3 separate regions of the Homo sapiens genome follow, and regions 2 and 3 are each linked to region 1. A link is a loop called in an ENCODE intact Hi-C map of the cell type or tissue named here. Cell type or tissue: mammary epithelial cell. All regions are shown on one strand.

What was found. A loop is a pair of places that touch in the nucleus more often than their neighbours do. Peaks named below come from ENCODE experiments on the same cell type or tissue, not always from the same donor. Only the 100,000 strongest peaks of a DNase experiment are listed, where the experiment ranks them.
Region 2: it touches region 1 in a loop (4-fold over the local background); 14 of 110 quality-filtered maps call a loop at or near these places.
Region 3: a loop joins it to region 1, with 14 times the contacts of the local background. A loop is called at or near these places in 63 of 110 quality-filtered maps.

What each region holds. Positions count from the first base shown.
Region 1 is chr1:167,530,431-167,538,430 of GRCh38, reverse strand. It overlaps LOC107985224 (a long non-coding RNA gene), which reads left to right and starts at 2,636. Exons shown (of 2, transcript XR_001738279.2): 1 at 2,636-5,168. It also overlaps the pseudogene AKR1D1P1. In mammary epithelial cell, a CTCF peak has its summit at 4,448 (motif pointing right); DNase peaks (open chromatin) are centred at 2,970 and 4,360.
Region 2 is chr1:166,905,879-166,913,878 of GRCh38, reverse strand. It overlaps ILDR2 (immunoglobulin like domain containing receptor 2), which reads left to right. Exons shown (of 10, transcript NM_199351.3): 10 at 1-5,692. Among named protein-coding and RNA genes, the nearest start is that of TADA1, 34 kb to the right of the region's middle. In mammary epithelial cell, a CTCF peak has its summit at 3,315 (motif pointing left); DNase peaks (open chromatin) are centred at 3,288, 4,718 and 7,778.
Region 3 is chr1:167,398,024-167,406,023 of GRCh38, reverse strand. It overlaps POU2F1 (POU class 2 homeobox 1), which reads right to left. Exons shown (of 16, transcript NM_002697.4): 11 at 7,891-8,000; 12 at 6,659-6,838; 13 at 4,468-4,573. Among named protein-coding and RNA genes, the nearest start is that of CD247, 120 kb to the left of the region's middle. In mammary epithelial cell, a CTCF peak has its summit at 4,561 (motif pointing left); a DNase peak (open chromatin) is centred at 4,533.

The sequences.
Region 1 (8,000 bases):
CAAAGAAAAAAGTATAGGGGATTAGATGAGGAGAAACTGGCAAAATGGTAACAGTTGAAGCTAGGTGAGGTGCCTGGAGATTCATTTTGCTATTATTCTCTTTTGTGTATGTCTGAAAATTACAAAGATTTCTAAATTGAATTGAAAAAAAATAAAGAATTGAGGATCTAGAGAGGTTAAGTGACTTTCCCAAGCCCACCCAGTTCTGGTCTCCAGGCTTTAAATCCTGGCCATTTCTTCTACTCCACACTAAATTGGCATGTGGTCATATTGTCTGAGACACAGATTATGCCAGCGTAAGGCTTCCTGACTCTTCTTCACCCCGCAACACACCAAGGCAGGAATGCAGAGCTAATCTATGTTTGTGGGTGGGGAGGGGGCATGAGTAGTGGGTGCTAGGGAGCTAGATAACAAGTTTGGCTTGGTGATTCAGGAGTTCAATAGAGATTTCTTGAAAGGATGTTTTCAGTAAAATTTTGGAAAATACATAATAATGGGGGAGGGGAGAGAATTTATATCAATGAACAGCCCTGCAAGCAGTGTATGAAAGTGCTTACTCTGCGATGGGTTAAAATAGTGTGTTATTTTAATTGGCAATTCTTAAGGTTACTAATAACATTGAACATTAAAATTTATTTTGGTTTATTTTTCCTCATTGAAAACTGTCAATTTATATTCTTTGTCCACTTATGTTTGGGGGATCATTTTAAAAAATTGATCTTGCTGAATTCTGTATATTCAGTCTATGAAATCATTTAGTTAGTAAATTTGTTGCTAATACTCAGTTTTCCTTTTAAGTTATTTTGTTTAAAACCTATAGATTTTCCATTTCTATAGAAGAAATTAACATAATATTTTTCCCTTGACTTCTTTAAGTTTAATTTCCTTTAAACTTGGTATGTTTGTTTCCTTTGAGAAATTTGATAAATGTCAATTCAGATTTTCAAATTGTTATGTTTAATTTTTATACTTTTTAATCCTTTAGAATGCATTTTGTGTATAATATTCTTCACTTTTTTGGATGACAAACCCAAATTATGCTTAGCTTTTGTAGTCTAGATGTGAACCCAAATCTAAGCATAGCTTTCTCAGAAGTGAGGATGTAAGTGAGTTAGGGCCATCGGCCTAGCCTGCTGGACAGTCTGTCTGAGAGACACTCTGTATCCCTTAGCTTGAACTTGAGGGATTGGAATTGGCAAAGAAGCATGGTTCTGATAATATTCTCATAACCTTTGGAGGTTGTCTAACACACACACACACACTCCTTAGCTAGATTCTCAAGTCCCACCACAATAAAACTTCAGCTGGCTCTCCCAACATTATCTGCCATTCCTCAGTGTATCCTATGCCATGACCAGCCAATCTGATCTGGTTATACCCCAAACTTTTCCCTTTGGACTTTTCCACATGCTCCTCCCTTAGCCAGGCATCTCCTACCTCCTCATCTCCCTCACTTTTCAGGAGTAGGTAGTCCTTTGAAGGCCGAGTCTGCATCTGATATATTTATCACTGTAGCCCCAAAACACCAAGTGTCAATATTCCATTACGTGGAGTAACCCCTCAATGAAATTTTAACAAACGTTTTGCTTACAGACTTTGTACTTTAGTGAATATAGTGGAAGATGGAGGTTGGACCTCCAACTTGCTGTGTGACTTAGAATGAAGTGATTTGTTTCAGTGAAGGCACATTTAATCCCAAGCACTTGGCAAATCTCAAGGAGACTTTGCTTGGCACCCCAGACATCAGCCTCCATTAAGGAATGGCATTCCACATTACAGGCTTGGATGGAGACATCTGTCTTGTGGGCACGCTGAGCAACTCTGCCACAAACGTTCCATGAGGAAGCAAGGGATTTCGAAGTGAGTTAATTATCATGTCTTTGATTTTTCAGATTTGGCGGACTATGTCTCATTGTTCTGTTCCCAAAGCCTGATGTATAGACGCTGCTCAAATACGCTTTTGAGCATGGAATGAGGGCAGAGCAGCTTAACCAAGACACAGTCTCCTCTCTCTCTTTACGGCTGCTCTGAGAAGGGGAATTCAGCACATTATATGCATGCCCAGAGTCGGTCAACACAAACTCTCCTATTTGGTTGCCAAGAGTCATCTGTGACCCTGGGATTTATCTTTGTCTTAGTTTGCCCAGGCTGCCAGAACAAAATACCATAGACTGGGTGGCTTAAACTGCAGGTATTTATTTCCCGCAGTTCTAGAGGCTGGACATCTGCGATCAGGGTGTCAGCAAGAGTGGGTTCTGGGGAGGGCTTTCTTCCTGGCTTGCAGACGGCCGCCTTCTTGCTGTTTCCTCACATGGCAGAGAGAGATCTCTTTCTGTCTTCCTCTTTTTTTTTTTTTTTTTTTTTTTTTGAGACGGAGTCTCGCTCTGTCGCCCAGACTGGAGTGCAGTGGTGCTATCTCGGCTCACTGCAAGCTCCGTCTCCCGGGTTCACGCCATTCTCCTGCTTCAGCCTCCCAAGTAGCTGGGACTACAGGCGCCCGCCACCACGCCTGGCTAATTTTTTGTATTTTTAGTAGAGATGAGGTTTCACTGTGTTTGCCAGGATGGTCTCGATCTCCTGACCTCTTGATCCACCTGCCTCGGCCTCCCAAGGTGCTGAGATTACAGGCGTGAGCCACCACGCCTGGCCTCTCTCTTCCTCTTCTTCTAAGACCACAGTCCTGTCAGATCAGGGCCCCAACCTTCCAACCTCACCTAACCTTAACTACCTCCTAAAGACTCTACCTCCCGATACAATCATAGGGTGGGTTATGGCTTCAACATATGAATTTGGGGGAAAACAATTCAGCTTATAGTAATTGTGTTTGGAAGAGAATAAATGATAAGGCTGCTTTGTTCATCCCAAACCTTTCCTCCTTTGATAACTCCCAGGCCCACCCACGCAAGAAGATTTATCCTCAATGGTTTCTAGTCCATTCCTGCTCTGGACTGTGGTTTTACGACACGCTTTTGCAGGTTGTATCCTGCACAAAGGCCCCAGCTGACAGGGAAGCAGGGGCTGAAACCCAGCCTGAGCTCATGCCTTTGTCCTGGTGTGAGCAGCATCACCCCAAAGGGCATCTTTCCTAAAAATGACACTTTATGGGTTGGTGGCACCTGGCTTTCGGGCCATTTCTTACTTTAGAAGTTTTTGCTTCCTATGCATGGAATCCCAGAGAGGGCAAAAAGAGTGTGAACAGAGCCCAAGGGAGCCCTGGGCTGTGGGGGGCCCCACCGGTGGATGGATGGGGGGAGCAGCCAAGCAGGAGCAGTATAGCGGAGGTTAGGAGCGGTTCGGCTGCGAGAGCACTGGGTTCTGAGCTAGTTGTGCACTTGCTGCACGTGGCCCTGGGCAAATCATTCTACTTCTCAGAGCCTTAGACCCCATCTGTAAAGCAAGGGCAATACTTCACAGGTGGGAGTACAGATTAGCAAAAATGTCCACAAATCACTTAGCACAGTGCCTGACACAGCAGTGATCCTTGTTAGGGCCAGTAGAAGAGGCATCCTCAAGCTCTGGGGGTCCTCATTGCATCCTCTCTGGGAGACTGGAATGTATCCTTGAAGAACAGCAGAGTAAGTGTCAAAATCAAGCACAGTGGCTCTGCAGTGGGGCTGCATAGGAACACATCCTCGTTCCATCACTATTTCATCATGGACAAGGTGCCTCCCCTGTGTGGGCTGCAGGGTTTTCATCAGTAAAATGGAGAATAAAAATAGGACCTGCCTCCCTGGTTTGTAGGAAAAAGTTCGAGCTAATACGTAAAAAGTACACAGAACACTATCCAATATATCAAACATTCCATAAATACTGGTTGCATTTTTTTTCTTTAGCTTCAAATATCGGTTGGTAACTACAGGTTGTTTTCACAAAAATAAAAGTTATAATCGTCAAATTACTTAATTTTATAAAATATGTTCAATCGTGGCGTTTCAGCTAACTCTTGCAACAAGCCCTAGAGATAGGCAGGACACTCTTTATTTTTATTTCGTGGAGGAGGTTGGATTCGCAAATGGTTACCTTGGGCAAGTTTACACGTGTCAGACCCATCCCTTCAACCTAGCTCTGTCTCCAAGAATCCGGTGACCCCTCAACTGCTGGTGGCACATGGGTCCTTTGAAGAGATGTCTTCTCACTTGTTTTAGAGGTGCATCGTATAGAATTGGCAAGTGCCATGTGCTGGAAAACACCAGGTTTTCATGAGGAGCACACTCACATCTTTGAGGGCAGGCAGTATGAACTCTGAAGTCAAGCGGCAGCGTTCAAATTCCTGCTCAACCACTTAGCCAGGTGGCCTTAGGCAAGTGCTCCTCAAGAGGTTCCCCTCTGTGAATCAGGGACGCTGCCTAGGATAGATGTTGGTTATTGGTATTACTTAGTATCCATCCAGGTGTGGAATGTCCTGAGGCTGGGAAGGCTGGAGACCGCAGTTCGACAAAACAGCCGCTAGAGGTCCCCATGGAGCCGCATTGAACATCCAAGAATTCTGTTTAATCCTCCTGTCTTGGGCCAGACCAGCTGGCCCTGCTGGAACTGAGGGCCCCTCTTTGTCCTGATAAGCACTCTTCCTTCCCTTAAAGCTGGTGACCCTTCTAAGGGGCTGTCAAGGGCTAATGCTGAGACTCACAGGTTCCTGACCTTCAGTCCCCAGAAGTGGGCCCTCAGGTTTAATCCTGAGGCGAGGGGTTGCAGGCCTGTTCCAGTGGATTCCCAGGGGCCAGGATGGGCTCTGTGAGGACTCCAGGTCAGGCTGTCTCCACCCTGGGCAAACTCAGGCAACCTTTTCGTCTTTCACTTTTAGAAAAGACAAAAATGTAATCTGCATGAAGTCAGGGTGTCTTGGCAGACCCTGCAGGCCAGGAGCCAGACCCTCATAGGGAAGGAACCCTGGACATGGGCCATCACTGCATGCCTGGGATGTGGCCCAGAGGCAGCACACAGCACAACCCTGTGGGGAGGTAACAGCTAGTGGAGCTGAAAGAGAAAGGGGCACTGGAGAAGCAGGAATCATTATACGAAAATTTAATTTCCAGCTGGAAGACATCTTGTGGAGACCATCTAGTTCAGCTTCTTCATTGTATAGCTGAGGACACCCAGGCCCAGAGAGGGGAAGTGATTTGGTCAAAGTCACACAGCAAGTAAAGGACAAAGCTGAGAGCAGATCCCAGGTTTGTGCATTCCCATAGCAGCTGCTTTCCACACACCCCACTGAGGGAAGACCATTTGGTCAAGTCAGAGCACGGGGGGTGGGGGGTTTTAAAAAGCAGAGCTGAGGAACTTAGGAATACACACTGCTTAGCACATGGTTATTAGCTGGTCCTTCAGATGCCCCAGGGTCTCAGCGTTCGAAGCTTGCTCATTCCACAGGATAATTTTGTGTTTGCTCAGGTGCCCAGAAAATGCCTTTTTAAGATTTCTGAGAATAAACCCATCACCTCCAACAGTCCCAGGAATTGCAACTGTCTATTCATAACGAATGAGAGGCAGGTGCATTAAATTCTGACCTAGTGCTCAAGAACTTTGGAGGGATAAAAAGAGGAAGCACACAGGTCCCTATTCTGGGAATGTGGGGCCTCCCTCACCTCCCCATAGGAGGGCTTGTCCACACCACCTCCTCTTTCCTCCTCTTCATCTCCCACCCTTTCCACCAAGACAGTGACCCCATTCCCCATGCTGGGTTCCAATCATTCCTGGAAGGATTTTTCCCAGAGCAGTTGCCAGCAAACATTTTACAGTCCTCTCCTCCTCTCTGTGATGTAACATTTCCCAACACCTTCTATATACTAGGCACATAACCTACATCATCTTACTCATTCCTCCAACAAGACAGTACAGTAGGCATTGTTAGCCAATGTGGGACAAAAGATTTCAGATATTTATTAACTTGTTCAAAACATACAGCCAGCTAGTAGATGGAATTTGGAATTTGAACCTAGGTCTAACCTGTTCTAAAGCTCATGTTCTTCCACTACTGTGAACCAGCACCCAGAAAACTTGAGTTTTAGTTTTGATTCTACCAGCTTTGTGACCTTAGAAAAATAACTTAATTTTAAGTTTCCTAAACTACAAAATGGAAACTGGCTGGGCATGGTGGCTAACTCTTGTAATCCCAGCACTTTGGGAAGCTGGGGCAGCCGGAGTTTGAGACCAGCCTGGCCAACATGGTGAAACCCCATCTCTACTAAAAATACAAAAAATTAGCCGGTTGTGGTGTGGGGGGCCTGTAATTCCGGCTACTTAGGAGGCTGAGGCAGGAGAATCGCTTGGACCTGGGAGGCGGAGGTTGCAGTGAGCCGAGATCGCGGCATTGCACTCCAGCCTGGGCAACAAGAGCAAAACTCCATCTCAAAAATTTTTTTTTTTTAATTTAAATAAATAAATAAATAAAATGGAAACGGTACACCAATATTGACAACCTTACTGAGTCATCAAGATTAAAAAGACAATATGGCTGGGCATGGTGGCTCATATCTGTAATCTCAGCACTTTGGAAGGCCGAGGTGGGAGGATCCGTGAAGGCCAGGAGTTCAAGACCAGCCTGGGCAACACAGGGAGACCCCTATCTCTACTAAAAAAAAATTAAAACATTGGCCGGGCATTGTGGTGTGTGCACCCGTAGTCCCAGCTACTCAAGTGGCTGAGACGACAGGGTAGCTTGGCCCCAGGAATTTAAGGCTGCAGTGAGCTATGACTGCACCACTGCACTCTAGCCTGAGTGACAGTAAAACCCTGTCTCAAAAATAAATTTAAAAAATACAATATATTAATATGTGAAAATGACACACAAATGTAAGACACCCCCATTAAAGCAAAAAAGGTTCTTTTTCCAATTAAAGGGGCTTGGCTATCAATAGCAATATTTAGTAGGTTATATATAACTATAGTTGACCCTTGAGCAACATGAGTTTGAACTGCATGGGTCCACTTATGCATGGATTTTCTTCTACCTGTGCCACCCCTGAGATGGCAAGAGCAACCCTCCTCTTCCTTCTCCTCAGCCTACTCAATGTGAAGACAATGAGGATGAAGACCTTTGTGATGGCCAGGCACAGTGGCTCATGCCTATAATCCCAGCACTTTGGGAGGCTGAGGCAGGAGGATGACCTGAATTCAGGAGTTTGAGACCAACCTGGCCAACATGGTGAAACCTCCGTCTCTACTACAAATACAAAAAATTAGCGGGGCATGGTCGTGGGCACCTGTAATCCCAGCTACTCAGGAGGCTGAGGCAGGAGAATTGCTTGAACCAGGGAGGAGGAGGTTGCAGTGAACTGAGATCACTCCACTGCATTCCAGCCTGGGCAACAGAGTGAGACTATGTCTCAAAAAAAAAAAAAAAAAAAAGAGAAAGACCTTCATGATGATCCACTTCCACTTAATAAATAGTAAATGCATTTTCTCGTACTTATGATATTCTTAATAACATTCTCCTTGCTTTAGCTTACTCTCCTGTTAGAACACAGTATATAATACATACAGCATACAAAATAGGTGTTAGTTGACTATGTTGTTAGTAAGGCTTCTGGTCAACAGTAGGCTATTAGTAGTTAAGTTTTTGGAGAATCAAAAGTTATACGCAGATTTTTTTTACTTCATGGGGTTCAGCAGCCCTAACTCCTGAGTCATTCAAGGGTCAACTGCAATTCATCTTATCCATTCATAGTATCTCTCTAATCTTACCCATGTCCCCAGCTTATTTTTTTTGCCATCTTTCACAGTGGCTTTTGATAGAAAATCTTTGTGCAGCCTTTTACTTTCATTTTTTTTTTTCTGGAGTGTTTGGACATTAGGTGTGTTTTTCCTCCTTAGTGTCTCACTAAAAAAAAGCCCCAAAATTGTGCGGTTAATTTTTTAAAGGGCAATTAGTCTTTTGAGGGGTAGGGCGCACTAGGTAAATCTCCCATCAAAGTGGATTTGTGCCAGCTGTGAAGTTTGCAAACATGTCTTTAATAGCCATGCAATTTCAGCATCTGTAATACTCAAGACCATTTCAATTCCAA
Region 2 (8,000 bases), 620 kb after region 1:
GCCTAAAGTGCTGGTATTACAGACATGAGCCACTGAACCCAGCTGAGAGCCTCACTTTCATCACCTGTGCTGTGAGGGGTAATATATGCTTCAGGTTTTCTGGAGAATCCTTCTTGCAGAGAAGTTTCTGAATGAAACGACAGATTCATCTGGATTCAGAACTCCAGGCAGAAGCTGCTTAACAGCAAAAATCTGGCATCTTCACTACATTTTAAGATTTTAGGTAGAACTAAGAGGGATCAGATATAGAGGAATAAGGAATGTGAGAAGGAAAAAGATATAGTAGTTTAGCTAAATTTTTCTTAGAGTTTCTTGGTGGGGCTGGCCATGAAGTAACTAGTCTGACTCATTTCTTCTGGGAAGGCTAAAAGAGACACAGATAGCTTCTCTTTTACCTTGGCTTTAAGGAAAAGCCATTTTATTAACAAAAGTATTAGACACGACTGCATAAGAAATTTGCTGTGTGAGAATAAAGAACAAGGGAGTAGGAGGGTGGGACAGAGAAGGGTGAGAAGTTGGCTTCGTGAGGGCCACCTGTCAGTTGTCTTTGTGCCTTGTGACATCAAAACTGAAATGTTTGTATTACTGTTGTCCATGACTTTTTTTTTCTGTGTCAGACATACAAATTGAATTTGGTTGTAATGTTTTAAACGTAATAAAGAATTCTTACCTACATTTGTTACCAAGAACTCATAATTAACACAACTATGGTTAATCATGATCTGACATTAAATGGCCTCAGCAAGAGAAAGAATCATATGATACATGTCCTTCTCTGATTGTTGTAAGTACAGTAATAGAGGAATACATATTGTGGGGTTACAGAGGGGGCTGGTACTGACAGAGCAAAAGGTATGCTTTTACAGATTGTAATAAGCTAGATAAATTCTGTTGTCACTCTTACTGCTCTCCACAGACTGTAACATTCAGAAGGAGATGAAGGGTAGGAAAGGTGGTTGGATAAGGTGATGGTACCTAGCTCATTTCCAAGAGGGGCACAAGCATATGCCTGCTAGAAATTACACTTGGGGAAGGGAGGAAGGAAGCTATTCGTGGGAGGACATTTCAAGTTCTGTTAAGATTTGAGAAATTCCACAGCACCATAATTAAGAGGAGGCAATTAAAAACCTTTGTTAGCAAAAGAAGTGATAAATACCTCTGAGAACTATTAATCCTGTTTTGGATGGCTAAGCCCTCTCAAGGGAATTCCAGATTTTAGTGGCCTTGTCAAGCAGAAAATCTGTTTTTGCTTGAAGCATCTGGGCTCAATTTTTTTTAAGTAGTTAACTTAAAAATGTTAACATGTAGATTTAACTTAAAGATAGACTCTAAAACAGTTTGATTACCTCTGGATTTTGTATTATTTTGTGTTTTAATTCCATTTAGGTTTTTCAGCTTTATAAAATATTTTTGTTTTTATTTATAAAGTATTTGTTTAGAATCACCCACGTGTTTTTTCTACACATCTTTTTTTCCTATATTTCAGATCTTCCTTTTGAAATATTTTCTTTCTGAAGGAAGTTTACTTCAGTAATGATTTGTTGGTAGGATACTCATCAGTCTTTGTTGATGTAAAAGTCTTTATTTCATTCTTGTTCTTGAAAGATAATTTCACTGATTATGATTCTAGATTGATAGTTATTTTCTTTCAGGACATTGAAGTTATTATTACACTCCCTTCTGACTTTTATTTTTGCTTTTAAGAAGTCAATTACCAGTTTAATTATCCTTCCTAATCTGTCTGGTCTCTCTGACTGTTCTAAAGATTTTTTTGTCTCTAGTGTTCTTTGGTTTAATTAACATGTGACCAGGTGTGGATTTCTTTTTATTTATCCAAATTAGGATTTGTGGTGTTTCCTAAATCCGTGGATTGGATTTCCCATTAAATATGGAAAACTCTCAGCTATATTAACACATCAAATATTTCCTCTTCTTTTTAAACTCTCTCTTGAGAATTCCAATTGTTAGATTTTTTTTCATTCTATGCCCCATATTGTTTAATCTATATTTTGTATTTCCTCTCTCTGTGTTTTCTATTCCCTATTCAGGTAAATTTCTTCAGGTTTATCTTCCAGCTCACTAATTTTCTTTTCAGCTAGCTCTAATCTCCTTTATTTGAGTTTTAATTTTAATTAATATGTATTTCATTTCTAGGAGTTTAGTTCTTTTTCAAATTTACATAGTCCCTGTTGTCTTGTGACTTACTCTTTTTTTTTTTTTACAATGCCCTCTTATTTATCTGAATATCTTAAAGATACTAACTTAAAATTTTATATCCAGTAATTCCAATATCTACAGTCTTTGTGGGTCTACTTTTAGAGTTTGTTACTTCTGCTAACTTTCACTCACAGTTTTTTGTTTCTTTATGGGTTTTATAGTTTTTTATTTTAAGCTCATGTGTGGTGCAATGCCATATTACATTGTGCCAGTCAAGAAAAACCTTTCTTGCTCCTTATCTGCCTTACATTTCTCCATAATGACTCTATATATACACAGCAACCCTGGGGAAGCCAGGAAGAGTGAATGATTGAGTAAGGAAGAAGTAAGTGTGCTAAATGGGAAAAAATGAAAAAGGCACACATACACGCATTGTGCATTTCTTTCTAATGCAACCTGTAGACTGCAAACAAAATCTTAAGATGGGGAGGGCAAGAGGCTTTAACTTTACATATTCTTTAGAGTTTGATAATATAAGAGAATGGCTGTCTTAATTATAGACATAGACTGTTTTAGGGTTTAAGAGTGAACAGAAGGCTGTTAATTGTTAAGAGTGGCCAAATAAATTATGGATGTAGATTTCATTCAAGAGGCAAGGAAGGCCGGGCCCTGTGGCTCACACCTGAAATCCCAACAGTTAGGGAGACAAAGGTGGGAGGATAGCTTGAGCCAGGAGTTCAAGACCTACCTGGGCAGTATAGTGAGATCCCATCCTCCACAAAAAGGTAAAAATTTAAAAAGACAAGAAAAAAAAGAAGCAGCAAGGAAGGACTAGACTCATAGGATGGATTAAAATTAGGCAAAACAAATAATTCATTTTTCCCTATGATTATCTAATTCTAATCCAATTTTTATATGCTTTCATTTCAAGAAATAAGAAGTAGGCTAATTTCAGGTTCTCTTAGAAAATCTTGGCAGAGACATCCTAATCATACTCATCACACCACTTAGGTGAAAATTATATTTTCTGCTGAATTGGTTATAAGCATTTCCTGAATACTTATCAGGTGGCCTAAGATGACTCACCAAAAATGGCATGAGGTGTAGAAGTAGCTAGGAAGTTGCTTAGAGGTGAGTGAGTTGGTCTGACACGCCATCTAGTGGCACACATCCAAGAGAGTGACTCTATTGCTAACCTTCCAGTATTGGATGGAGGTGTGCCTCACATTACTTAAGGGAAAAGCTACATATGAATTTATATAGCTTATTTTAATGCTATATATGAATTTATATAGATGAATTTGGCTTTTGAAAAACAAATTAAGTGCATTAGGAATTTTTTCTTTAAAAGTGATATGTTTTTCTTACACTTTGCAAGTTTAGAACTTGCCATATTATGTTTTTGAGGCAGGCTTCTGTGGATATAATGTGGGGAAAACCATGAGGTTTTTGCTTGGGATCAAGTGGGATTTAGGTGCATGCCTTTTGTGATTTAAAGCTATTTTAAAGTGTGCTTTTAACACCATGGAATTACAATTGTTTTCTGAAGTCAGGTCAGGACTCTGATTCTGCAGAATTATGGTGAAGCCAGTTTCTCTTTAACAAGCAAAAACCGTGTCATCAAACTGTACAACCAAAGGACCTAAATAGTCCATTCCCTAGTCTTCAGCTGTACAAAGATGAATCAATCTCTCTGTCTCTTGTTCTCTCTCTCACTGTCTCTAAAAACCAAGCAGAGGAGAAAATTCCAGACATGTTAAAACACTTTACTTTTTTTTAAAACAATCCTTGCTCTCTGGAGATATTTTCTCACATTTTGTTACAAATTTTGTGTAGAAGCATAGCCACAGTGGATTTTTTCTGGCTCTTTTTCTTTCTCTGAGACGTTAATGTCCAGTAGAGCAAAGCTAGAAGGATATATATATATATATATATATATAAATATATATATTTATATATATTTATATATATATATATATATATATGTATGTATACACACACACATATATATGTCAATTTCTATTAACCTTGTTTTTGGAAAAACGCTTTGTTCAACTGAATGTAGTTAAATTATAATGGACATTAATATACAACCCCACCCTCCCAGCCTCTTTTTGTTGCTGGTATGACTTAGGCACCTAGCTTTTCTCATTCCCTCAGGCCAAGGCGATAGCCTCTTATGTTTCATTCCTTTGGCAGCTGTATTAGTAAAAAAATTTTTGGTTGCAAATGACAGGAAGATAGCTCAGACTAGCTTAAGAACAAGAAAAGGAGAAATGGAGCTCATCTATTAGAGAGATCCTGGAGTAGCTCACAGGCTGGAAGAGCTGTAGGAACTGAGAACAAACCTGGGTCTCAATGTAGTAAGATTTAAGATTCCCTGTCCATCATCCACACCTACTTGTGTTTTTACATCAATACATTTTCTCAGTGAGGATAGACTTACTCCAAAAGGCAGGAATATAGCCACTAGCAGTCTGAGAGTCACAACTTTCCAGCTCATTTGACCAAGCAGGCAAAAGGCTTTACTCATGAGAACAATCCTGGAGAAAGACTGCAGTCAACTCATATTGAGTCATGTGCCCATATCTGAGCTAATCATGTGGCCAGAGATGTGGCAAGTCTGTTTATGACCAGGAAGGTGAGACTGCGATGGACTGGATAGTGGGATAGGAAGATTTCTCCAAAGAGAGAAGAGAGTTGTTATTAATAGAAGAAGTGAGAATAGTGATGCTGGGCAGACAAAACACATACACAACACCAACAGCTATCTGCTACTGCATCCGAAAAGATTCTTTATCTGCAGCCACAGAGCCCTGAACAACCAGCCTTTCCGGCTTCCTTTTGTTGCCAATTCCCTCACACGTATTATTCCAACCCAAGGCTTCAGGGAGGCTGTTTTTACCACAGTTCAGTGACAAATCCTACCAGAGCCTTCCATATACCAGTGAATGTCCTTGGTTATACTTGTCTCGTTCTGAATTTAGAAATCCATCTCTGTGTCACTGCCTTCATTAGGACCTTTCGTCTCCTCCCTGGATTCTTCTGGTACCCTCATTTCTTGTCTCCTACTTCCTGTTGTCTCCTAATTATTCACCTTCTACTTTTTTTGTTAGAGGTTCCAGACAGTTTCAAGAAAAATACTTAATGCTGGGCAAGGTGCTTCTCCCTTCCTCTCTAAGTTCCATAGAACAGGGGACATTTTGCTTCTCTGTTGCTATGGACTGAGTGTTTTGTGTCTTCCCCAAATTTTTATGTCAAAATCCTAATCCTAATGTGATGGTATTTGGGCATGAGGCCTTTGGGAGGTGATTAGGTCAGTAGGGTGGAGCTCTTATGATGGAATTAGTGTCCTTATAAGAAGAGACAGGAGAGAGATTACTTCCTCTCTTTCTCTGCCATGTGAGGATACAGCAAGGTATCTGTCTGCAAACCAGGAAAAGGACCTTCGCCAGGAACTGAATGTATTGGTGCACTGAGCTTGGACTTCCCAGATTCTAGAACTGTGAGAAATAAATTTCTGATATTTAAGCCACCTAGTCTATGGTATTTTTGTTACAGCAGCCTGAAGTGACTAAGACACCTATCCACCTCTTCATTCCTTTCTGTATAAACAGGAAAGGAGAACTACTTGGATTCCTTGAGTGTCTGAAGTTCATCATGCCACATTTCCCAGTGTAAAGTAAGTGTTTACGCACCCCACATTCTCTTTTCTGGTCCTACACCTTTCACTTCCTGTTCTCAGGGATGGCCAGCACGTCTGTGCTTCCTTCTCTCATGTGAAGGAGAACATGTGACTTGGGCAGAGTCCTTTCTTTGCATCTCAGCTTCAGACCAAAGCGGCCTTCTCTAACATGGTTATCAGAAACCCTGCATTTTGGGAGTTGGTTGTTCTTTGGTGAGCTCCCATTTAATTTGTAGCCTTTATGTATGTACAGCATTGGTCATGGAAGAATAGGGCTATGTCACTCAAAATATGTATAATTTTTACATTACATTATATAACTTTTAAAATATATTTTCTTAAAAAAAACTTAATTGCTTCCAAGCAACCGATATCTCACATTCCTCTGATTATTGATTACCCATGATACTAAACTTTCTTTCGATTCCAGAATTTGATACAGGAATTCAGACAAAATATTGAAAATGTTTTAGCAAATTTAGAGCAACAGATTGTGGAGTGGGGAGACTCCATTTATTAAGAGATGTTCCCTCAAAAGAAATGAACAGGCCTACAGCACGCTCCATGAAGAGAACTTGGAGAGTGCTCATTGTTCCATGGCGATTCCTGAGACGTAAATAACTCTCTCACATGAAGGTGGATTTTCACAGTGATCCATACTCAAGTCAGTCACAGTAGGCCATGGGGAATTTTCAAAAGGAAACCTCTTCTCCAGACACTTGAGGGCTATTGTGTATATTTTCATTGCTTCAGAGAGAAACGTCTTGAAGAACTGGCAAACAGCTGTTCATCACAGCAAATATATTTCTCATTCCAAGGAACTCATCAACACATTTTTTTTTCTCTCTCTCAAGGAAGTTCAGAACTAAATGGAATGATTTAAATTCTTGACTTAAGGAGACCAGCAGCTTTGATAATGCTGCCAAATTATCCTCACAGTATCAGAAAGAAAAAATTGACCTAAAGACTTGCGCTGTAAGAATTGTAAGTGGTGAAAGGGAGCTACTTAACCCTGGTTTTTGGTAGAGGGCAGTCTGGCAGTGGGCAGTGCTGACCTGCACAGAGGACAGGGGCAATGGGGCACTGGGCTGCATGCCATGGAGGCCCTGAACTGATGGGTGGCTGGGCCCCCTAGGTCCAGGCGAAACCCTAGAGCATCACACAGTTTATTCGTGAGGGTGAGCCTGAGGGTACATCTGAACTCTCACATACAGCCACGTCATATCTTGATAAGGACTCTCAGTCATGAAATTCCAGACCTCCAAATGTTTCCTAAGCAGAAAACTCAAATAACAAGTGGTTCAGTTGAAATTAAGATACCTGGCAAGACTGAAGTCTGACTTTGCCACTTTCTGCTTAAAACCCTTCTGGCTCTCCATAGTCTTTTTCACATATTGTCAAGTGCCTTAGAACACACAAAGCTCTTTGTGATCCCACCCTTTTCTGCCATCACAGCTTCATTGCCAGTCTCTACCTCTACTTCTTTTCTACGTCTTTGCTATGCTGTAATATGCAGAAACATTTGTAGAGCTTGACTACACTGTGTTGTTCTATACCTCTGTTCCTTTATTCCAGAATACCTTCCTTCCCCTCTCTGAGCACTTTCTTACATACATTTTAAGATTCAGCTTGGATGTTGCATCTTTTAGGAAGCCCCACTCCCACCAGGCTGAGCTAAGAGCCCCAGGTCCATGCTTCCTCTGCAGTGTTCGCCCTGTCACCATGTTCAATGCATAAACACAAAATGATCTATTTTTGTGTCTGGTTGCCCACTGGAATGCAAGTTCTTTGAAAGTATTCTTTTTCTTGGTATCCTTCATACCACTGTGGTATGTGGCATGCAGTAGGTCTTGTAGTGTGAGCTTAACTAAACCAAAATGAGATCATTTTATGATATCCTGAGAGCTCTGACCTCAGGAAGGCTGCGGAGCAGTCACTCCCATGCAGGTTGAATAAGCGCAAACACTTTTACATCCAGGTCACATCTCAGCCAGTACAAATGATCTCAGTCACTTTAAGACTTTCAGCTTAGTCATACCCTAGAACAGAGGTTGGAAAACTTTTCAAAGGGACTTGCCAAAAAACTGATTCCTTTCACATAAAAACCTGGAGGAGTGAGGAAGGCAAGCGATGAGGATTGTTTTCACTTATAAGCCGT
Region 3 (8,000 bases), 130 kb after region 1:
CCTGATAGGAAAATAGAGGAGAAATGTTATTTCTTCTTTGATGCATGTTTTAATTTTCAAATACATGGGGACTTCCCAAATTTCTTTCTATTGTTAATTTCTAGTTTATCTCAGTTGTCATCAGACAACACACTTTGTATGATTTTAATCCTTTTTAATTTACTGAAACTTGTTTTATGGCTAAAAGTATCCTGGGAGATGGATGTTCCATGTGTACATAAAAAGGATGTGTTTTCTGCTGTTGCTGGACCAAGTGTTCTGCAGATGGCAGTTAGAACAAGTTGGTTGATAGTGCTCAAATGTTGTATATCCTTCACGGCTTTTTTTTATTTTCCCCCAAACAGGGTCTCGCTCTGTTCTCAAGCTGGAGTTCAGTGGTACAATCTCAGCTTATTGCAGCCTCAACTTTCCAGGCTCAAGTGACCCTCCCACCTCAGCCTCCCGAGCAGCTAGGACTATAGGCACGTGCCACCACGCCTGGCTAATTTTGCTCATTTTTTTTTTTTTTTGTAGAGACAAGGTCTTACTATGTTGCCCAGGCAGGTTTTGAACTCCTGGACCCAAGCGATCCTTTCACCTTGGCCTACCAAAGTGCTGGGATTATAGGCATAAGCCACTGCACATGGCCTGAATTTTTTTTTTTTTAACGTGGCTCAAATAAATACTATGTCTGCAACTGTTATTGTTGAATTGTCTATTTCTTCTTTGAATTTTATTCCTTTTTGTTTCCTGTATCTTGGGCCTTTGTTGTTAAGGTGGCTATATAATTATAGTTGCTATATCTTCCTGAGGAATCAACAATTTTGTCACTATGAAAAATATTTTGGAAAATGAATTGGGGGCGGGGCATGTTTGGTTGAGATTATTAAGGGCTGTGGAATTTTTACAAGTTTTTGAGACACAATGGAACACTCGTCTTTCTGGAGGAGTATGGCAATGCTCACTTGCATCTATTTTAGAATGTTTACCAAGGACCTATTATGTGTCAAACGTACCTATGGGAAAATAAGATGACCACATCAATCAAACATGATTTTTCTTAGAAGATAGTGCTAAGGATATGGTTTTTCCCTTCATTTCTAAAATCCTATTCCAAATAATAGTAAAGAGATACAAAAGGGAAAAAGAGCTCTGGTGACAGGTATCAGAGGTTTTGAGATTTAGACAGATTTGCAGAAATGAGAAAAAGGATAAAACTGGATGGTGGAGAAATCAACCATAATCCAGAAGGGCACAGGAGAAGACTATGATAGAGGAGGAAATTATTCACTCTGATGGAGCCTCACAGAGAGTCCCAGCTCAGAGTTATTTGTCAGATACTGAGGTAGATGGAAATAGGGTCAGAGAACAGGGTGATTCAAGGGCTATTCACATAATAGCTCTCACAGTGGGCCTTTCCCTCCTTCTACCAGACCTCTCAAATGAACAGAACCAAAGTCACCTACTCTTGAAAGAAAATAAAATCTGACTATGGAACGCTAAGGATTCTAGTGTAGGTACTTGCATGCATGAGGAAAGATACCCCTCATTTTGGAAAAGTATGACAGAAAGCCTCGCTTGCCTGCCTGCTTCCTGTTCATAGGCTGAAATAAAGTTTGGCAGTTCTTTATTCACATTCACAGCTCACCGCGAGCCCTTCCATTCAGGGGAGGGGACTCTTGAGTAACAGAAGCTACACAATGTCAGGAAAAACCCTTACAGGCTACTGATAATAAGTAATGTAATCTTGCATTCATCACTACAAAAATCACCAGACAATGAAAAAAGCCAACAGCACATTACAAATGACACAAAATGAATAAACAGAGTGAATGCCAAAAAATCCTAACTTAAAAAAAAAAAAAGATAAATTACCAGAGTGCAAGAAATACATTAATTCACATTGAAAATGCTTGCTGAAGGCCAATGAGGGCAAGTTTTAAAAGGCCCCTTCTTTGAAACCTTGTAGTGAAATTTTAGAACAGTATAAGATTTTAAAAAACCCTTAAGGTTTACAGAGAGAAAAAACAAGGAAAAAGAGATTGAAATCAGACTTTTCACTAGCAACACTAGATGCTAAAACACAACAAAATTCAAAGGAAAAATACTTTTGTAACTGGACAAACTCCAAAAAATACTGTGAAGGCAAAATAAATACTTCTCAGTTATACATGTATTTAGAAGTTTTACCTCCCATGTAACCTTTCTAAATAAAATTACTTGAGAACGTGCTCCAGACAAAAAGGAATCAAAGAGGATGACAGGGCATCTGAGAAACATTGGATCTAACTCAGGAAAACAAGGAAAACAATTTAAAATAAGCAATCATAGAAATCCCAAGAAGAAAGTCTTCAGGAAGAAAGCAGATTGCATTACATAAGTTGTATGATTAAGACAATGGCCGTCTTTAATAAATAACATGATAAAGAAACATGCTACTTTTCTCAACAGAGAAAAAAAGAAGGCAGTATAAAAATATCAGAGGAAAAGAGGCTGTACAAGAAAGTTACAGTCCAAAGAGGAAAAACAAATTAAAAAGGGGCATGGTTTTGAGCAACGGCTGATAAAAGAGTAAGAAAAGAAAACCCACTTGACACTGACTCTTCTTCTCTTTCAAGGAGCAATGACACAAATTCGGCAGCTTAAATCATCACAATTTATTATCTCATAGTTTTTGTGGGTCAGGTGTCCAGGCAGAGCCTGAGTCCTCTGCTTAGAGTATCACAAGGCTGCAATCAAATACTGTACTGCACAAATACTACTGAAACTGTACATACATGTACATATAAAAAGGATTTAAAGAGAAAATAAAAATGGTACTTGTGATTGTTTTTCCTGTTTGAATTTCCTAATAATGTTTTTAATAATTAAAAAAAATTCACTCCAGGAAAAATTATCAACGTGTCAGAAAAAAATCACAAATAGATCCACATAAATAGGCTGAGTAAGAGTTCAAGAAAATGTGAGTGGTAAGAAGTATCAAAAACTGATGCAAATTTTTAGCTAGTTTTGAGTATTAAAATCTCTCTAAAATTACTTTGATTTTCCCCATATTTTAAGAAAACTGCAAAGCTATTTGTTCTTAATGTGTAAACTATTAACAAAATTTCTGTAAGAGACAGGTATTTTTAGACCTAAAGCAATATAATTTGTTGGGAAGGTAGGATTCAGTTCATAATTTACCAGGTGACTGGCAGTCAATTTGGACAACAAGGTCCTCAGAGATGGTTCTTCACATTCTTGGTGCCCAACACAATGCCAATCAATCACTAACAGTTTGCTTATTAAGTGGAAGTGCTCAATATTATATATATTCTTAACCAAGGTTCTTAAGTATATTCTTGAACCAAGGTTATTAAAACTGGAACCTGTAGGTATCCACAAATAGCCTTGGAGTGGGAGGTTGATGGGAGCTGTCATTTATAAATCTCCTTAAATTTTACTAAAAATTGTGTATATGTCTATTTTGTGTGAGGAAAAGTCTGTAGCTTTCAAATTCTTAAAAAGGTCCAACATCCAGAAGAGGTCAAGAAGTACTGTTTAACATAAGCAAAAATTAATGGATGATTGGATGCAGAAAACAATAAACAAAATGTTCTAATAATGTAGAAATTTAATATAATATAAAGCCATTTATTCAATTTTTACATCATGGGTAGGTCATAGAGCCAAGGAGGCATTGTAAACTTAAAACATGGGTGAGAAAAATAAAAGTCCCTACCTCTAGGTTAAATCAAGCTTCATTATGAAATATCATTAATCTACCCAATGATGTACTAGCAAATAACCAACCTGGTGAATAATTACAGCATGTCTTATGCACTATGTATCACTAAAAAACATCTGATGACAATGCTAAGTGATTTTAAATTTATCTGGAAAATTTGCTATTTAAAAGAGGCCAAAGGAAAAAAAAACATTCATTTTATAGTGAGTATGTCATGCACTGAGCTAGGCATCAAGAGTTCAAAAAGAATAATCAAATCTTTTGAGAAGTGCAGTCTATTGGGAAAGACAGGTGTGTAAAAATAAAATCATTTATAATACAGGTACATGGAAATGAATAGTTTCCTGGGAAAGCTAAAGAATATTTCCAAGAAAATTGACATACAAGCTGGTATAGTTTTATCAGTAACAGATCAAGAACTGCAGGCTAAGATGGACATTTCCATTGTAGGGATGTTTACAAAGGTATGGATGGAGGCCTCCTGTGTGTTGAGGGTGCGTAGGCAAAAGACTAGTGGGAGATCAGGTTCAGACCGGAAATAACCTTCACGAATTGACAAACTTGGAGGTTTTTCTGAATGCAAAAAGCCACGGCTATTGAAGGCTTTTAAGGAAAGGAGTTACTTTAAAGAAAATTGATATTTATGAGCAACACCTATCTTTAGTTAGGGCCTTAATTCACAATTTAATGGTAGACTCTTATAATAACCCAAAACGGGCCTCCCATGTGCTCAGCAGGTGCATGGCCTGGCAGCTGCTTACCTGTAACTGAAAGATTCGTCACAGCAGCACTGGTCAGAGGGAGGACAGGGCTGACTGTGAGGGTAGTTGCTGCACTGCTAGTCACAAGGCTTGGTGTGGTCGCCACCTTGAGGTCAGAAATGAAAACATGGACAAAGCACTTAAAATCAAAACTTAAAGAGGAAATGATTTTACAGTCTTTCTTTGATCTTGGAATTGAGACACCTGACATCCTATGTTGGAAAGCTGCTATTCGAAGATGGTTGTTCACTGATATCACAGATAGCTTTGCCTGGGTTTTAAAAATAAATAATAAAAAGTTCGTAAATTTCAATAGCGTTGAGACAGATATACTCTAAGTCGGTAAGAAACATTATACTAATTATCAACTTTACCTAAATAAGAAAACTATTTGACAGGATCAGGGAATCTGGGGTACATGTATTACTTTTACTTTTGACTCTGTAGGGGGGCAGTATTGCCTTAGGTTTGGTTTTAATAAAATAAAATTATGAAAATAATGTGAAGCAAACTTTTAAAAAAAACGGATTAGTTTTGAAATAACAAAAAATTCTAGTTTTGCAAGAAATACTGTCTTTCTTTTAGTACAAATCTAAAACACAAACATCACCTTTACAAAACAAAATTGTTGATTAATAATTATCTTTTTCATAACTATCTCATAACTTTATGACTACAGGCCCACCATTTAACAACTACAACCTTCACATAAACTAACATGTGCTTTTAATGCTGACCTTAGTTTAAAAAGCCTGCCAGTATGGAATGACATTCAAATAAAATAAAACCAAATTTAAAAAGAACAGAAATGCAAACTCAACAATATTCCCATCTTTTGAATCCTGACAATGTAGAAGTCAAATTCATAATCATCCTAAAAACCAAGGGAGTCATACGACCACTGTATGTCTCTTCAGTCTAGGAATAATGCAAACAGCAGAAGTTACTCAATGAGGCTTCACAGGAAAGGATCATATGTTGTTTCAAAGTAAAAGACCTGAGATGATTGTTTTAATACAAGTTCAGAACTGAAGGTTATCTGGTAACTTATTGTCACTTAATCACGTGAGTGTAAGTTTAATAAACTGGGCTTTAGGACTCAACATGAATAAAAAGTAACAAGATTTTCTGAGATAACTGGGATCAGCAGCAAATTTACTCCCATGGTTACAGAGTAATCTAATGAACTATACCAGAGAAGAGTATGATGGAAATGTGATGAAAGAATTAAAATTGTTCACTTTAAAAAATAAGATAGGTGGGCTGGGCGCAGTGGCTCACACCTGTAATCCCAGCACGTTGGGACTTTGGGAGGCTGAGGCAGGTGGATCACCTGAGGTCAGGAGTTCAAGACCAGCCTGGAGAACATGATGAAACCCTGGTCTCAACTAAAAATACAAAAAAATTAGCTGGGTCTGGTGGCGGGCGCCTGTAATCCCAGCTACTTTGGGAGGCTGAGGCAGGAGAATCGCTTGAACCCAGGAGGCGGAGGTTGCAGTGAGCTGAAATCGTACCATTGCACTCCAGCCTGGGCAACAAGAGTGAAACTCTGTCTCAACAAAAAAAAAAAAAAAAAAAAAAAAAAAAAGACTGGGAATGGTGGCTCACACCCGTAATCCCAGCACTTTGGGAGGCCAAGGGATCACTTGAGGTCAGGAGTTCAAGACCAGCCTGGCCAACATAGTGAAACCCTGCTTCTGCTAAGAGTACAAAAAATTAGCCGGGAATGGTGGTACACGTCTATAATCCCAGCTACTCGGGAGGCCAAGGCACAAGAATCGCTTGAACCCAGGAGGCGGAGGTTGCAGTGAGCCAAGATCGCACCAATGCACTCCAGCCTGGGTGATGGAATGAGACTCTGTCTCAAAAAAATAAAATAAATAGAAAAATAAATAAAAAATAAGCAAGACCAATAAGTTCTTGGGTTAATAACAACACGAGATTTCACCCTCCATGCAGGGGCACCTCAAGACCAGTGACCTCAGCAGAGAGAGAGAGAGAGCACGAGAGACAAGGAAAGAGAGAATGAGAATTTCATTACCTTGGTAATGTCTAAAATACAAATTTACATGCATTTATTTGATGTATTTATTCATTAAATTACTATTATGAAATAAACTGATTTAACAGGTCATTTGTAAAATTGCAAAAATTAGCCCTTGAGCTTGCACTCCCTATTTTTTATTCTTACCAGTGAAGTTGGGCTGGGGAAAATTGCTTTAATAGGTGAGCTGCTGGTCCCACCACTGCTTGGTGGGTTGATTCTTTTTTCTTTCTGGCGGCGGTTACAGAACCAAACACGAATCACCTCTTTTTCCATATTGAGCTGATCAGCAATCATAGTGATCTCTTCCGAGGTAGGCTTTTGATTCTGCAGGGTGAAAAGATGTAATTCCAAAAGCTATCCTTTGCAATAACTTTTTGAACTACTGGCATAATCACGTCAGGTTAGAAAATGAAGCTGGGATACATATGACCATCCACATTAGGCCACTTTCAACAAAGAGATTGTGTAGATAGAAGTTCTAATGAACATACACCTATTAAACTTATTCATATTAACTTAGGATAAGTTATCCTTAAATATCTATAGTTTTTCATTTTTAAGATCTATTAATTGTGAATGAAATTAACAAAATACCAGTACAACCACATGTATTAGTAGGAATTTAACCTTTCTCCATGCTTCATGCTATCTAATTTGGATCTCACAGTAAGAAAGGCAGGTATTTCACAATGAAGGACCTTTAGCTTAAAGAAATCACATGATTTGCCCAATCACACAGTTTAAGTGGCAGAGCTGACAAAAACTCCTAATTCAGAGTCCTCCCAATGTGCTCAAGTCTTTTCTGAATTAGAGAAGTCAAAATTTTCTTAAAAGCTTTGTTATGATATTACCTGGTACAAAAAAATAATTGCCAAATATCTCTTGCATTAACTTAAGCTCCATAGCCTAACACTCAAGGTCTCTAGTGTTCCAGTCCCAAACTACTATTCCAGGCATACAGACACTACAATTTAACCAACCAATCTACTAGAGTGTCTCCTCATACACCCTATGGTTTCCCTCACTCCAGTGTTTCTCCCCCACTCTGAGGGGGAAACGCTCATGCATTTCCTCTGCTTAAAGTACTTTCCCCCCACCTTTTCTAGTCTGTGGAATTAATTCCTATGTATCCTATGGTAAGCTGCCACCTCTCTCATACTGAGTGCTTGCATGGATGTGATTCTAGTCTCTCCTGAACCCTGCAGAACTCTGGTTCTGTCTCCTATGTTAGTAACTTACTTACTTCACCTATTTATAATCATCCATAAGAGCAGAGGCTGACATGTCATCTTTTACCACCTACAGTTTCTACTAAGTACTAATGTTAAGTACTACACAGACAATCCCATGTACAGAAAAGTAAAATCCTCACTGACCTCCAAGAAACTCTTCTCTAAGGCCACACGGATGTTGGTCTCTATGCTGGTGCGTTTCTTCCTCCTACGGCTCAAGCCCTCAATTCCTGGAGAATTCAGGGCACTTGGGC